Linked DNA regions of Homo sapiens: all the other regions are linked to region 3. Evidence: chromatin contacts called from ENCODE Hi-C or POLR2A ChIA-PET data. All regions are on one chromosome and are shown on one strand. Each heading gives the region's core, a stretch centred on a gene start or an enhancer-like site at or near the end of the contact. The rest is flanking DNA. Distances are from core to core; before and after follow the strand shown.

Region 1 (3,975 bases), core at 107-2,606, 350 kb after region 3:
TGCGGGTAAACACCTCCAGGGAGCTCCCAGATTGCAGGAGTCCAGGGTGCGTGGGCCTCTGGGCTGCTATGTCTGCTCACTCCATCTCTTCGAGGTCCACCTGACAGGCTAGCACCCTGGTCTGAAGGGCAGCTGCCATAGGCACCCACACTGTACACTGGACAGAGGACTCAGTCTTGCCCATAAGTCTGGTCACAGCTTAGCAGATTCTGCAGGTCCAGCAGGCACTTCCCAGCCCCTCACCGTCCTGGCCTCAGAGCTCCACGAGGACAGGGGCCACATCTGCCACATCCACCGCAGGATCGCAACCCTGGGCCAGGCCGCCCACAGCAGGCAGAGGGGATACCGCCAAGTGTCCAACTGGCTGCAACCAAGTGTGGGAGCAGAGCCAGGGCTGGAACCCATGCTGCCTGCTCCCTCGGGGCTCCACAGAGGAAAACAGAGCCCAAGAAATAACGACCTAGGAAAGCCCAGAGCAGACCAATCCACGGGGGAACAAAAATTACAAGTGCTTGGAGGAAACCCAGCAAAACAGCAAAGTGGATTCACAGATGGAGTGACTGGCCTCCTTTGTCAAACTATTATTTGCAACAATTTGGGCAGTGGCTAAAATTAATCATTTTGTAAAAGAATGACTCAAAATGAATAATGCAAACTACCAGAGGCATTTAAGCTCCTTAAGAGAGCTATTTTGCACTTTGGAGGCTGACATGTACTCATAATCGGCAAATGGACCACTTACAAACGCAAACTACTAGTCTAACTTCGCTTTCTCAAGAAATTACACTGCTGTGCTCCCCCCTCCACCACACACATCCCACCAAGATTTTACTTAGTTTAATGCAAATTGTGGAAAGGTGGTATTGTTTGTGGTTCTGTGATTTAAGGGTACTGTTTATCAAACTGCAAGGAAGGATCTCTGTCTTAGAAAACAGTGGCGGGTGGGGGGGAGATGCTACCTTAGATCTGTGGCCCGCTGCTAATCACAACAAAGCCAGCTCTGTGACAGCTGACAGCCCTGGGATCTGATGCAGATGCCCAAGGCTACACCTGCCCCATCTCTGAGAACACCCTGGGGCAGCACAACCAAGGCTCACTCACCAAGCTCCCCCGCCTGCCCTTAACACCCACAGCTGCTCCTGTTCCTGAGGGGCCACCTGGCTGCTCCCTCCTCCCTTCCTTCTGTTGGTCCCAACTGCCATGGCCACACCCTTCCTGCGCTGGCTGGGTCCCGTTAGCCAAAGGCATCAAACAAGTGTGACTCAACAGCTCATTTAAGAAAGGCGCCCCCCTCCTTCCACCGCCTGTTGGCTCATACCCAGGGGCCGAGGAGGTCAGGCTCCCACGAGGAAACACTCAGTGACTCACCATCCAAGCCCAAGCGCTAACACATGGGCCCCCACAGACACCTCCTGGGCCCAACAGAACTTCTCCTCTTCCCTCCTGACCCTCCTCCTCCTCCCCCAATTTTCCCAGCAAGGTAGTGGCACCATCAGCCCGCCAGGCCCTGGCACTGACTTCCAGTTCTCTCATTCCCATGCCCCTCATCACCCCTTCCTGCTGAGTCACCTCCTTCTCCTTCTGGAATCTGCCCTCTCTGAGCAGGACTCCTGGGCTATCCTGCTGTGCCTGCTTTCCGTTTTGTCCCCTCAGATCCAAGGCCCCACAGCCACCAGAATGACCCAACTCAAGTTCTGATCAGGTCCTTCCACTGAGTAAAGCCCTCCCTGACTTTCCACGGCATTCGGAAGCTGGTCCTCCAGGAGCCTAGTCAAGGTCCCTTGAACTCCCCCTGAGCTGCCAGAGGGCAATGTTGCTCAAGCAAAGCGAGTAAGCAGGTAGGGGCAGCCGGCAGCCAGCTCCTCACCAACAACCCCAGTCAGCTCCCATCTGCGTTCAAGCCTCCCGTGACCAGCAGTGACTCCTCTTAAAGACATTGTTCTCAGGAAGTCGGGCCCTGAACAAATGCCCAGGACCAATCCCAGGCCTTTGCAGAACCTTCCAGACAGCTGCCAAACCCAGCCCAGAGAGAGCAGGGCACTGATATGGGGTCCGCACATTCTGTAGTCTCATTCCACCTGCTAGAGTTATCTTGCTGTCTTCCTCTGGCGGAAAGCTAGCCTGGGGCTAAACATCTGGGATGCCTTTTTCCATTTAAGGAGTTAATCAGTGTTTTCCAAACCTTATTGGAATAACGAAGAAGCTGAATTCAAATTCATGTAGAGTGTTTATATTTTTGGAAGAGGAAGGATATGTTGATTTAAGTTCAACCTGCTATTTCTTTTTGTTTAGGACAGAGCTGACAGCATATAAACCACCACGCTTTCAGCAGACAGCCATGACTTATTGATCAAGGCGTTCTTTCCTGCTAAGCCCAGCTAGACAAGACCTCAGAATCCATCGCAACACAGATCCCTAGAGAACCATTACCAATGGATCAGAGACGATGGATCTGAAGAGTTTGCTGTCCCTGAGTTAGCACCTTGCTAAGGTCCTCACAAACAACAACTGGTCCCACTGCCCATTCGGCTGCAGTCTCCAGCCACACACACAGCTCCAGGGCTCACATTCAGCCCGACAGCCCTGCAGATCCGGCCGCAGTGAGACACCGTCAGCAGCTGTTGTCCTTTGATTCCCTGGTCAGGGCTTTTGAGTCCCGCTAGGCAGATCCCTCACTGAACTGATAGCAAATTTCATTTCAGAGATTGGCTGGAGCTGCCAAATTAAGCCCTTGTGCAAGGACAAACACCAGAGTGGCCCAGGCTGTCACGGGAGGGTGATAACAGCCCCCAAGGTGCAGGCCAAACACATCAGTCCTGTTGGCCAGATGGGTGACAGCATCTTATCTCCCATTTCACATCACCATCTGGAAGGCATTTAGCACTAACAGCCCTTCCTCCCAGGCCTCTTGATTTTTTTCTTCCGAAATTCCCAAGTGCACATGATCACATAATAGGGCAAGCGTTAAGGCCGAAGACTCAGGTCATGCTGAAGGTGAGATGCAAAGTGCAGAAAGGAAAGTGCTGTGAAATTGTGGGTTTGGAGAGCCAGGCTTGGTTGATACAAATGCTGGACAGCCAGTCCCACGGAGGCCTGGGACTTGATAAAATGAGACTCAGCAATGGGAGATAGAACAGGCGTCTCTCAGAGGCAGCCACTGAAAAGCCCCAAAGCCAAAATCAGAAGGTGCTGAGAGGTGCTTGTGAATTGGCTGGAAGCTCCGAGGCAGGCACATCCAGATATTTCTGGTCGTTGGTGAGATCCACCAGCATTCGAGCACCAGCCAGTTCACGTGAGAGCGTGAGCAGCCCCAAACAAGCTGATCTGCAGATTTCCAGCGGGCGCTGGGCTCCTGCGCAGTTAACCCTGAACTGGCTGGTCAGCTCTTCCCTGGCACACGTCTATCCACTTTACCTTCACAGAGAGAGCCCGTGCTCAGAGGAGGGATGTTATTTTCAAATTTGGCACAAGCAAAACTTAAGCAGGAAGGAAAATATTCACCAAGGGAAAAGTGATAAACACCATCCCAAAACCATAGGCGAGGCTTTGGTCTGGCTTGGATCGTCCAAGTTATGAATCCCCACGCCTGGTCATCACCAGCAGCTCTGCGGGCCCAGGGGCAAGATTTCCTTATGTCCTGAGCTCTCTGGGGATGAGTCCTGGTTTACAGAGGCTACAGGGGTGGAGACACAAGGGATAAAAGGAGACTGATCTTGGATATCCAAGATTATTTATTCAGAAAGTCAAAATCTGCCTATACAGATAAAGCAGCTCAAGAAGCATGAAAAACCAAAACAAGAACAGAATCTTGTGTGAGTGTGAACCGTATGAAATTCTCAATATCTGACACTTGCCAATGTGGCAGTTCATGTGGTTCAACCCCAACAGCAGCCAGACAGACAATGGAAACTCAAAGGCTCTGAAGAAATGTAAAGGTGCACCCCAATTCACTCAGCACGCTGGGTGCTGGCTTCA
Region 2 (4,070 bases), core at 1,569-4,068, 470 kb after region 3:
TTGCATCTTTCCTTCCAAACGTTCCCTAGCAAGCAGGATTCAGGGACCTCCAAGTGCACTCACAGTCAAGAGTCTCCTGAGGTGCTAGGGGCCTGGGTGCGACGGGGAGTGTGCTCACTGGGACAGAGATAGCAGTTTGGAGGTGTTCCCAGTGATCCAGGTGTGAGAGGGTAGAGTTGTGACAGCAGGGATGGGGAGCAGAAAAACTGTTAGAAAAGACCATGTCATAGATACGTGCTGCCTTTACGTCCTTTGAGAAACTGCTTCAAGTGATATTGAAGGGGCTGGTATACAGCTGGGCCCATCTTGGCCCTGTTGAGGCGGGTGCATGACTCACATGGCTATCAGAGTGTCCCATATTCTGGGCACAGCAATTGACTTCAGAGAGGGTACATGACACAATCAGGGTCGCTCAGATTCCTTATGGGGTCTGATCAGAAGGCTGAGGCCAGGCACGGTGGCTCATGCCTGTAATCCCAGCACTTTGGGAGGCTGAGGTGGGAGGATCACCTGAGGTCAGGAATTCAAGACCAGCTTGGCCAACATAGTGAGACCGCATCTCTACTAAAAAAAGTACAAAAATTAGCCAGGTGTGGCGGCACACACCTGTAATCCCAGCTACTCGGGAGGCTGAGGCAGGAGAATCACCTGAACCTGGGAGGCGGTGGTTGCAGTGAGCCAAGATTGTGCCACTGCACTCCACGCTAGGTGACAGAGTGAGACTCTGTCTCGAAAAAGAAAAAGGAGGCTGGGCCAGGCGTGGTGGCTCACGCCTGTAATCCCAGCACTTTGGGAGGCCAAGGCGGGTGGATCACAAGGTCAGGAGATCGAGACCAACCTGGCTAACACGGTGAAACCCCATCTCTACTAAAAATGCAAAAATTAGCCGGGCGCAGTGGTGGGCGCCTATAGTCCCAGCTACTCGGGAGGCTGAGGCAGGAGAATGGCATGAACCCAGAAGGTGGAGGTTGCAGTGAGCCGAGATTGTGCCACTGCACTCCAGCCTGGGTGACAGAGCGAGACTCCATCTCAAAAAAAAAAAAAAAAAAAAAAAAAGAGGCTAGACCATTGGCCGGAAGAAGCATGGAAGGCTGGACCTGCCAAGGGCATCTTTTCCACCAGGCTGGGGGCACCTCCCTGGACACTGGGGAATCACAAAGGAAAGTAGAGCGCAATCCAGTGAGAGGGATCCCCAGAGCCATCTTTTGAATCTCTGGACTCAGCCACTATTGCAGCCAGACCCTCTCTGTGGGTGTCTCAATTCTATAAGCCAATGATCCCTTTCTCTGCTTATGGTCACCGAAGATGGGCTTCTGTCTCTTACAACCTTAAAAAAAGTTCTAATTAGCTGGAAATTTGGAAGGCTAAATGGCCAGGCCATTCATCAATTAATTAATTAAACATAGTGTGATTTATCAGATGGGGGGGTGGAAGTAGGTGGAGTCAGGGCTGACCCGCAGATTTCTGTCTTGGATGGCCAGGTAGATCATGGTACCCAAGAGGGGGATCACAGGAGGCTGAGCATTATGGAGGCAGAAGCTGAGTTTGGGTTGGAGGGACTCGCGGTGGCTCTGGGTCACCAGGTACAGATGGGTCTGGAGCCCCAATTCCCTGGGAGAGCCCTGAGTCCCACAGCCAGACACACCCATGCTTCATTCCTACTTGTTTCTCTACCAAAGGCAGACCTCGTCTGGTCCTGGAATCCTAAAGGCAACCCCACTTCTCCAACCTCAGCCAGACATGACCCAGACCTCTGCCAGACTGGGTCATGTCTGGCTGAGGTTGGAGAAGTGAAAACTTGCAGAGCTAGAAAAACATCTGCTCACTCAAGGAGAATGAAGACTGAGGAGGGGAGATGGAGTCAGGAGCTGGTAGGAGGTGAGAAATGAGGAACAGTTGGAGTGGGATGCGGGTATTGAACCCCCACACCAGCATTTTTACCTTCCTAACTAGTAAACATATGTAGCATTAGAACATCCGTCGCCTGCAAGGATGCAGTGACACAGGCTTTCATGCCCTGGTGAGAGAAGTCGACATCACTGTTCTGGAAGGCATTTTGACAATGTATACAGCAAGTGCCTTTTGAAAGTACTAACCCTTCGTTTGACACTGCAATTCCATTTCTATGAGTCTCTGCTAAGTAAACAGTGTACATTCAATTCTGGACAGTGGGATTTCGTGAAAGTAATGGGGAGAAAAATGTAACCCATTTTCAACGTTGCCTATATTCAGGTAGAAATTCATCTCAGGTTAAAGAAGTTTACCCACCTCCGCTAGGCATTCTGTTAAAGCAGTTAAGCCAAATGTTCTTGTATTCTAGGGTTTCTCAACCTCAGCGCTGTTGACATTTTGTGCTGGATAATTCTTTATTGTGGGGGACTGTTCTGTGCATTGTAGAATACTCTGCAGCAACACTGACCTCTACCTACCAGATGCCAGTGGCACCCCATCTCTGAGTTGTGACAACAAAAACTGTCCTGAGACATTGCTAAATGTCCCCTGAAGCACAAAATCACACACCTCCCACCCTCCCCACCCCCTGCCCACCGCTCTATCTTGTTTGCAGCCAGTAGTGGGGCCTGCAGGGAGCTTGAGGTCCAAAAGCATCCCTAAGACCCCAAAGAAGGGGTTGAACCTGAGCTGCTTGGTTTGTTAATGAGCAGGACTAAAGGCCAAAATATGCCTAGTGGCCCATACTGTGCACATTGAGGGCGCTCACCCGATAGCTATGCCCTTCTCAACTCTAAAACACAAGACAGAACATTCCTTTAAGTGGAAATTACTGGGAGGCGTGCCCGAAGCCAACCCCAGCCAGCAGGCACATTCGTTTGGCCCATAGAGTGCTTAAAAATAATTGAAATTAGTTGCCAACATTTTTTTAAAATGTAAGATTTCTTTACACAATCTCTTCTAGAAAACAGAACAGGAGCAAGCACTTCCCAACTCATTTTGTGAGGCTACTATTACCCTGATACAAAAACCAGACATAAAAGAAAACTACAGAGCAATATTTCTTACGAATTTAGATACAAAAGTCTTCAACAAAGTGTTAGCAAATTGAATCCAACAATGTGTAAAAATAATTATACCAGGCTGGTTCAACATTTGAAAATCAATCAGTGTAGTTCAATATATCAACAGGCCAAAGAAGAAAGATCATACAATTACATCGATTGATGCAGAGACGGCATCTGACAAAACCGAACACTCATTCATGATAAAAACCCACAGCAAACTAGGAATAGAGAACTTCCTCAACTTGATTACAAGCATTATGTTTAACAACAAAATTACAGCTAATATCTTACTTAACAGTGAAAGACTGAATGCTTTCCTCCTCAGACTAGGAACCAGGGAAAAATGTCCCCTCTCACCGCTCTTGTTTAACACAGGACTGAAAGTCCCAGCCACTGTAATAAAGAAGAAAGACGGGAAGGGAAGGGGAGGGGAGGGGAGGGGAGGGGAGGGGAGGGGAGGGGAGGGAAGGGAAGGGAAGGGAAGGGAAGGGAAGGGAAGGCGAGGGGAGGGAAGGGAAGGGAAGGGGAGGGGAGAGGAGGGGAGGGGAGCGGAGGGAAGGGAAGGGAAGGGGAGGGGAGAGGAGGGGAGGGGAGGGGAGCGGAGGGAAGGGAAGGGAACAGAAGGGGAGGGGAGAGGAGGGGAGGGGAGGGGAGCGGAGGCAAGGGAAGGGAACAGAAGGGGAAGGGAGGAGAGGGGAGGGGGAAGGAAGGAAGGAAGGAAGGGTATACAGGATGGGAAAAGAATAAATAAATAAAACAGCCCCTATTTGCAAATAACGTGATTACATACATAGAAAAATCCCAAGAAATCTACAAAAACAAACAAACTTCTTGGAACTAATAAGTGAGTTCAGCAAGGTCACAGGATACAAAATCAGCATGCAAAAATCAATACATTAATAATGAACACATGAATAGCAAATTTAAAAACATGACACCATTTACGGTCACTCCAAAGAAAACATAATACTTAGGTATAAACATCATAAAATATATGCTGGATCTATATGTTGAAGATTACAAAAAATGATAATGAAAAATAAAATAGGCTTG
Region 3 (4,147 bases), core at 665-3,164:
TGAGTAGGAACCCCAAAGAACCAGAACCAACAAGAAATGAGACAACACACAGAGAAACTAGCTAACCAGAAACTTGTTCTGGAGGGTTCTAATAAACTCACGAGGAAATGACAGTTTGCAATTAGTCCAAGATCCAGGATCTGCAGGCTGAGCAGAAGTGGGAAATTAAGCAACTCCACCTGCAACTCTTGTCACCCAACTTGTTTCCTTGGCTGGCTCTCACTGTCCTTTCCATCTCAGCTTAGATGTCACCCCCTCAGATAAGATTCCCTGCCTACACTATCTGCTGTCTTTGCAGCCTGATACCTTCTACCCCTTCACTTGTTTGCTTCGTGCACTGTACTTATCGCCATATTTACTTTACATCACCCATTTCCCACACTAGATCTTAAGCCCCATGGCTTTGCCCACTATTGCTGCATCCTCAGCACCTAAGAAGTATTTGGCCAAGACAGATGTTCAACACACATTTATAAAATCAGGGAATTAACAAGGAATCACTAAAAGAATGAACAAACTAGACCTCGAAAGATCCATTAGGATCTCAAAATTGGATAATTGCCAAATAGCTTGGAATTCTGACAAAGTCCTTTCTACCAATGTCACAGAGAAATAGACAAAAATAAGGCCTCCCTCTGCTATTGTGACAAGATCAAAGCTTCATCTCTGCAAAAAAAAAAAAAAAAAAAAAAAAAAAAAAAGAACCCACAATCTCTGGCAAACGAAAGGGCAAACAAAATCAGCTTCTCTTCCTGCTCGCCGCGGCCACCTAGTGCTTCACCTCGCTTGGTTCTTATAAGCATTCCTGCCTCCAGCCACTTTCAGCTCCTCGAGGACAAGGTGTTAATTGCCTGCCACTGGGGCTGGGAATTTTTTTCCTGTAAAGGGCCAGGAAGCAAATATTTTTGGCTTCACGGGCCACGTGGTCTTCATCACAACTATTTAACTCTGCTGGTGTAGACTGAATGCAGCCATACACTCTACCTAAATAAGTGAGCATGACCATGTCCCAATAAAACTTTATTTACAACAACAGAGGGCCAGCTTTGGACTACTGGCTGTAGTTGGCCAACCCTGGACTCTGATACTCTGTCACACACTTGATAAACTGTCAAATGGAAGCAATTTGTATTCCCCCCTCAATGAAGAGGACAGGAGACATTCCTAAACAAATCCAGTCCCAACAACTTGGGAACTGCTTTGTCAGACCCATAAATAATAGTCTTAATCCAATTCCCTGAAAAGAGAGTGCCAGAGTGAAAAAAGGCATTACCATATTAAGAGAAAAATATAGCCAAAGAATTTCCTTGACAATCAACTAAGTTCTTGAATCCGGGCCAGAGAACACACAGGGGATCCAGTTCTGAGAGTTTGGGGAACTGAAACGTTTCCCAAGCCAGAAGGAGCTGCAATCAAGAGCTTAGGAGCCACGTCCCCACCCGCCTCTGGACAAAGCCTGGCACAAAATAAAAGCCAGCTTCTACTTCACTGTCTGGCTTCACATTCCCTCATGAAATATTGATTCCCGTCCCCCTAAAAATGGTAAAAATCAATACAGTAATAGAAGCCTCATAACGTCAACACCGTCTGTGGCATCATTAGCAAATGCAATGGTAGCCCTCAGAGTTCTCGGAGAAAAAGAAGAGACCACAAAATGCCCAGTACAGAAGGCGTTGGGGGAAAGAATCCAAAATGGAAAAACACAGAAACAAGAGGGGAGCTGGGGCAGTGCGATGTGCATTCCAGGCTCCCAGGCGCTTCCTTCATGAGGATGAGTGACAGATGACTCCAGAAGAGGGCAGCGGGTGAGCCCAGGCCCTGTGTTCTCTGATTCGCTTTTGGACGAGCTCAGGCCACTGAGTCAGCGCATCTGACCATCCGGTTGCCTGAGGAGAACCGGCGTGAGTCATGGCAAGCACCACCCCAGTCCACTCCCCGCCACTGCCATGTCCCGGGGGGCTGCCTGAACCCCCTCACTCAGCTGACTCAGGGAAGATTCACCATGCGCAGGGCCAAGTTCTGGTGGCCTGGAGAAGAGTGGCCTGCTCAGCAGCTCCCGGGACATGTAAAAGGCCCCAGGCCCCTCACCCGCAGTGACCCCCGTCTGAACTTGATGAGGATCAGGGGTGTCGGCCTTCCTTCTCACTGCACCAGCCAGCTCAGCAGTAAGAGGACCCTCTGCAAACACAGCGGCCCCAGCGCCCAGAGGGCTCCCTCTGTGGCCACTTCAAACAGGTCTGTGGGTGCCATCTGGCCCAAAGGTGGCCGTGGGGTTGGGGGGGTGGCGCAGGCCTACAGGGGAGGGAGGAAAACCACCTCACAAGCCTCAACAAGGCCGTTTCCAAATATTTACCTGGTTGTTGGCGTCAGGGAAAAGCACCCACGGGAAAGCTCACTGTTTCACCAGCGCTTTCCGTTACCAAAGACCATAGACCTGCTGTAGCCCTGACAGGACCACGTGTCCATCAAACTCCAAGCAGGCAAAGCCGGGAGGCAGGGGCATCTGCAGCCAGCCTTCTGCAGGGTCATTTCCTCATTGAATATAGGAGGGAAGCTCGATGCAGGAGCCCCGGGTGCCTTCCCCTCAATTCCATCCATGTGGCGGGTGCCCTTGCTTCCTCCGGGGCAGACAGCTGTGAACGTCCTACTCTGAACAAGGTTGCCAAGCACCTCCTACCTGAGGACCGACAGCCGGATGTGCCCCCAACCCCGCAGTCCAGCTGCAGAGATGAACTTCATTTGACAAATGAGTGAGGCGACTCTAAATTGTGATAAATAGACGAGGAGGGAAAAACCAAGAGTGGAATGCAGTTGTCCCTGGGGTGATGTGTCCCCAAAGTGAGGCAGTGGAGTTGAGGGGACTGGGGCATGGGGCGCTACCTCACACAGCGGGGTGGGGAGAGATGTCTAAGGCAGAATTTAATCAGAGGCCTGAAGGACAGGAAGGTTGGCTGCATGAGGAGCTGGAGAGGGGCGCTCCTGGGAGGGGAACAGCCAAGGCCCCAGGGGACAGCCCTGGCCTGTGGGAAGCAACCAAGGAAGGGGTGTCTGAGCAGAGCAGGTGGGGGTGGAGAAAGGAGGGGAGGAGGGGAAGGGGAGGAGGGGCAGAGAGAGTGAGGGGTGCCCAATCAGGTGGGGCCCTCAAGGTCCTGGTAAGGAGTTCAGATCTCTCTCAGAACAGCAGGAAATCTGCAAAGGCTGTATATAAGATGGGAAGGACATGATTCCAAAGATGCTTTTCTCCAAGTTTCTTAATCAGCACAGCTGGACAAATAGCTGTAGCTAAAGTAACTTTCCCTCCTACCTTCTTCAATACATCCCATTACCTCTGCCTTGTACTCCAGCCTGAAGAAACCAAACTGCTCTCTTTTTACTTTTCTCTCTCCCTGTCCCCACCCCTGCCCCAAACTGCTCAGGAAAAAAAAACCCCGCAGGGACAAAATGCCACCATTGGATGAAAGCTTGACATATGCTGCGCACAGCCAGTGGCTCATGTTAAACGCATTTGGAAAGAGTTTGTAACTGAAGCTGAACTAGTCTGCCCTCAAAGCTGCTTTCTATTAACATGTTTACACGCACACTGTCCCGACTTTCTGCAGCTGGGATTCCCTCCCCAGGCAGGCTGGCCCCAGTCGTGGGTCCCAAGGAGAGGGGAATTTCAGATTTGGGCAGAAGCACAGAAAGGGATGCCTGGCCGGGGCTGCAGGTGGACACCTTCTCACCTCCTGCTTGGAGGGAGACAGCAGGGCAGGCAAGAGGGGGCTGGTCCGTGATTGTCTCCCAAAAGCTCTTCCGGGTCCCAAGACTCAGCAGGCAAAGTGAGCGCACATGTGTCTGCTCAGCAGTGAGAAGCAGAAAAGGAGTCATTTGGTCACAAGCCCAGAAACATCTCTGGCAACTTCAAGCCACTGGAGATGTGAGGGGAGCTCCAAGAATGGGAGGAAAAGCAGATATTAAACTGGACTCACAAAGTGCAAGAACTCAGGCAGTGCTGGGGGCTCAACAGCAGGGGCTACAGCAGCTTCACCATGTTAGTCTCTGTGGGTGGCATCCAGCTTCACTTTGCGATTCCAAGGGGAGCCTCTGCTTGCCCTAACTGGGTCCTGTGTCCACTCCTTGGCCACAGAGGGTAGGACACCATGACTGA

What was found. A loop is a pair of places that touch in the nucleus more often than their neighbours do. ChIA-PET counts read pairs that join two places held with the same protein, here RNA polymerase II (POLR2A). Pooled maps may share reads with other maps.
Region 1: a loop to region 3 is called in a pooled map, with 4 times the contacts of the local background. The contact joins two enhancer-like sites. A Hi-C loop is called at or near these places in 1 of 168 maps with a recorded cell type or tissue (aorta) and 3 of 50 pooled maps. POLR2A ChIA-PET finds 5 or more read pairs at or near these places in 1 of 52 experiments (HCT116).
Region 2: a loop to region 3 is called in a map of ascending aorta, with 2.6 times the contacts of the local background. The contact joins two enhancer-like sites. A Hi-C loop is called at or near these places in 1 of 168 maps with a recorded cell type or tissue (ascending aorta). POLR2A ChIA-PET finds 5 or more read pairs at or near these places in 1 of 52 experiments (PC-3).

The regions. Positions count from the first base shown.
Region 1 is chr10:122,138,657-122,142,631 of GRCh38, reverse strand. All of the region lies in intron 6 of TACC2 (transforming acidic coiled-coil containing protein 2), which reads right to left. Among named protein-coding and RNA genes, the nearest start is that of BTBD16, 130 kb to the left of the region's middle. RefSeq lists enhancers at 1,164-1,458, 1,184-1,478. Within about 2 kb of position 1,356, at least 22 of the 41 ENCODE cell types and tissues checked have a DNase peak (open chromatin) inside an H3K27ac peak, as active enhancers do.
Region 2 is chr10:122,028,384-122,032,453 of GRCh38, reverse strand. All of the region lies in intron 2 of TACC2 (transforming acidic coiled-coil containing protein 2), which reads right to left. Among named protein-coding and RNA genes, the nearest start is that of TACC2, 41 kb to the right of the region's middle. Within about 2 kb of position 2,818, at least 10 of the 41 ENCODE cell types and tissues checked have a DNase peak (open chromatin) inside an H3K27ac peak, as active enhancers do; they include ascending aorta, where a contact is called at or near this core.
Region 3 is chr10:122,492,783-122,496,929 of GRCh38, reverse strand. All of the region lies in intron 3 of HTRA1 (HtrA serine peptidase 1), which reads right to left. Among named protein-coding and RNA genes, the nearest start is that of HTRA1, 33 kb to the right of the region's middle. RefSeq lists an enhancer at 1,274-2,473. Within about 2 kb of position 1,914, at least 13 of the 41 ENCODE cell types and tissues checked have a DNase peak (open chromatin) inside an H3K27ac peak, as active enhancers do; they include ascending aorta, where a contact is called at or near this core.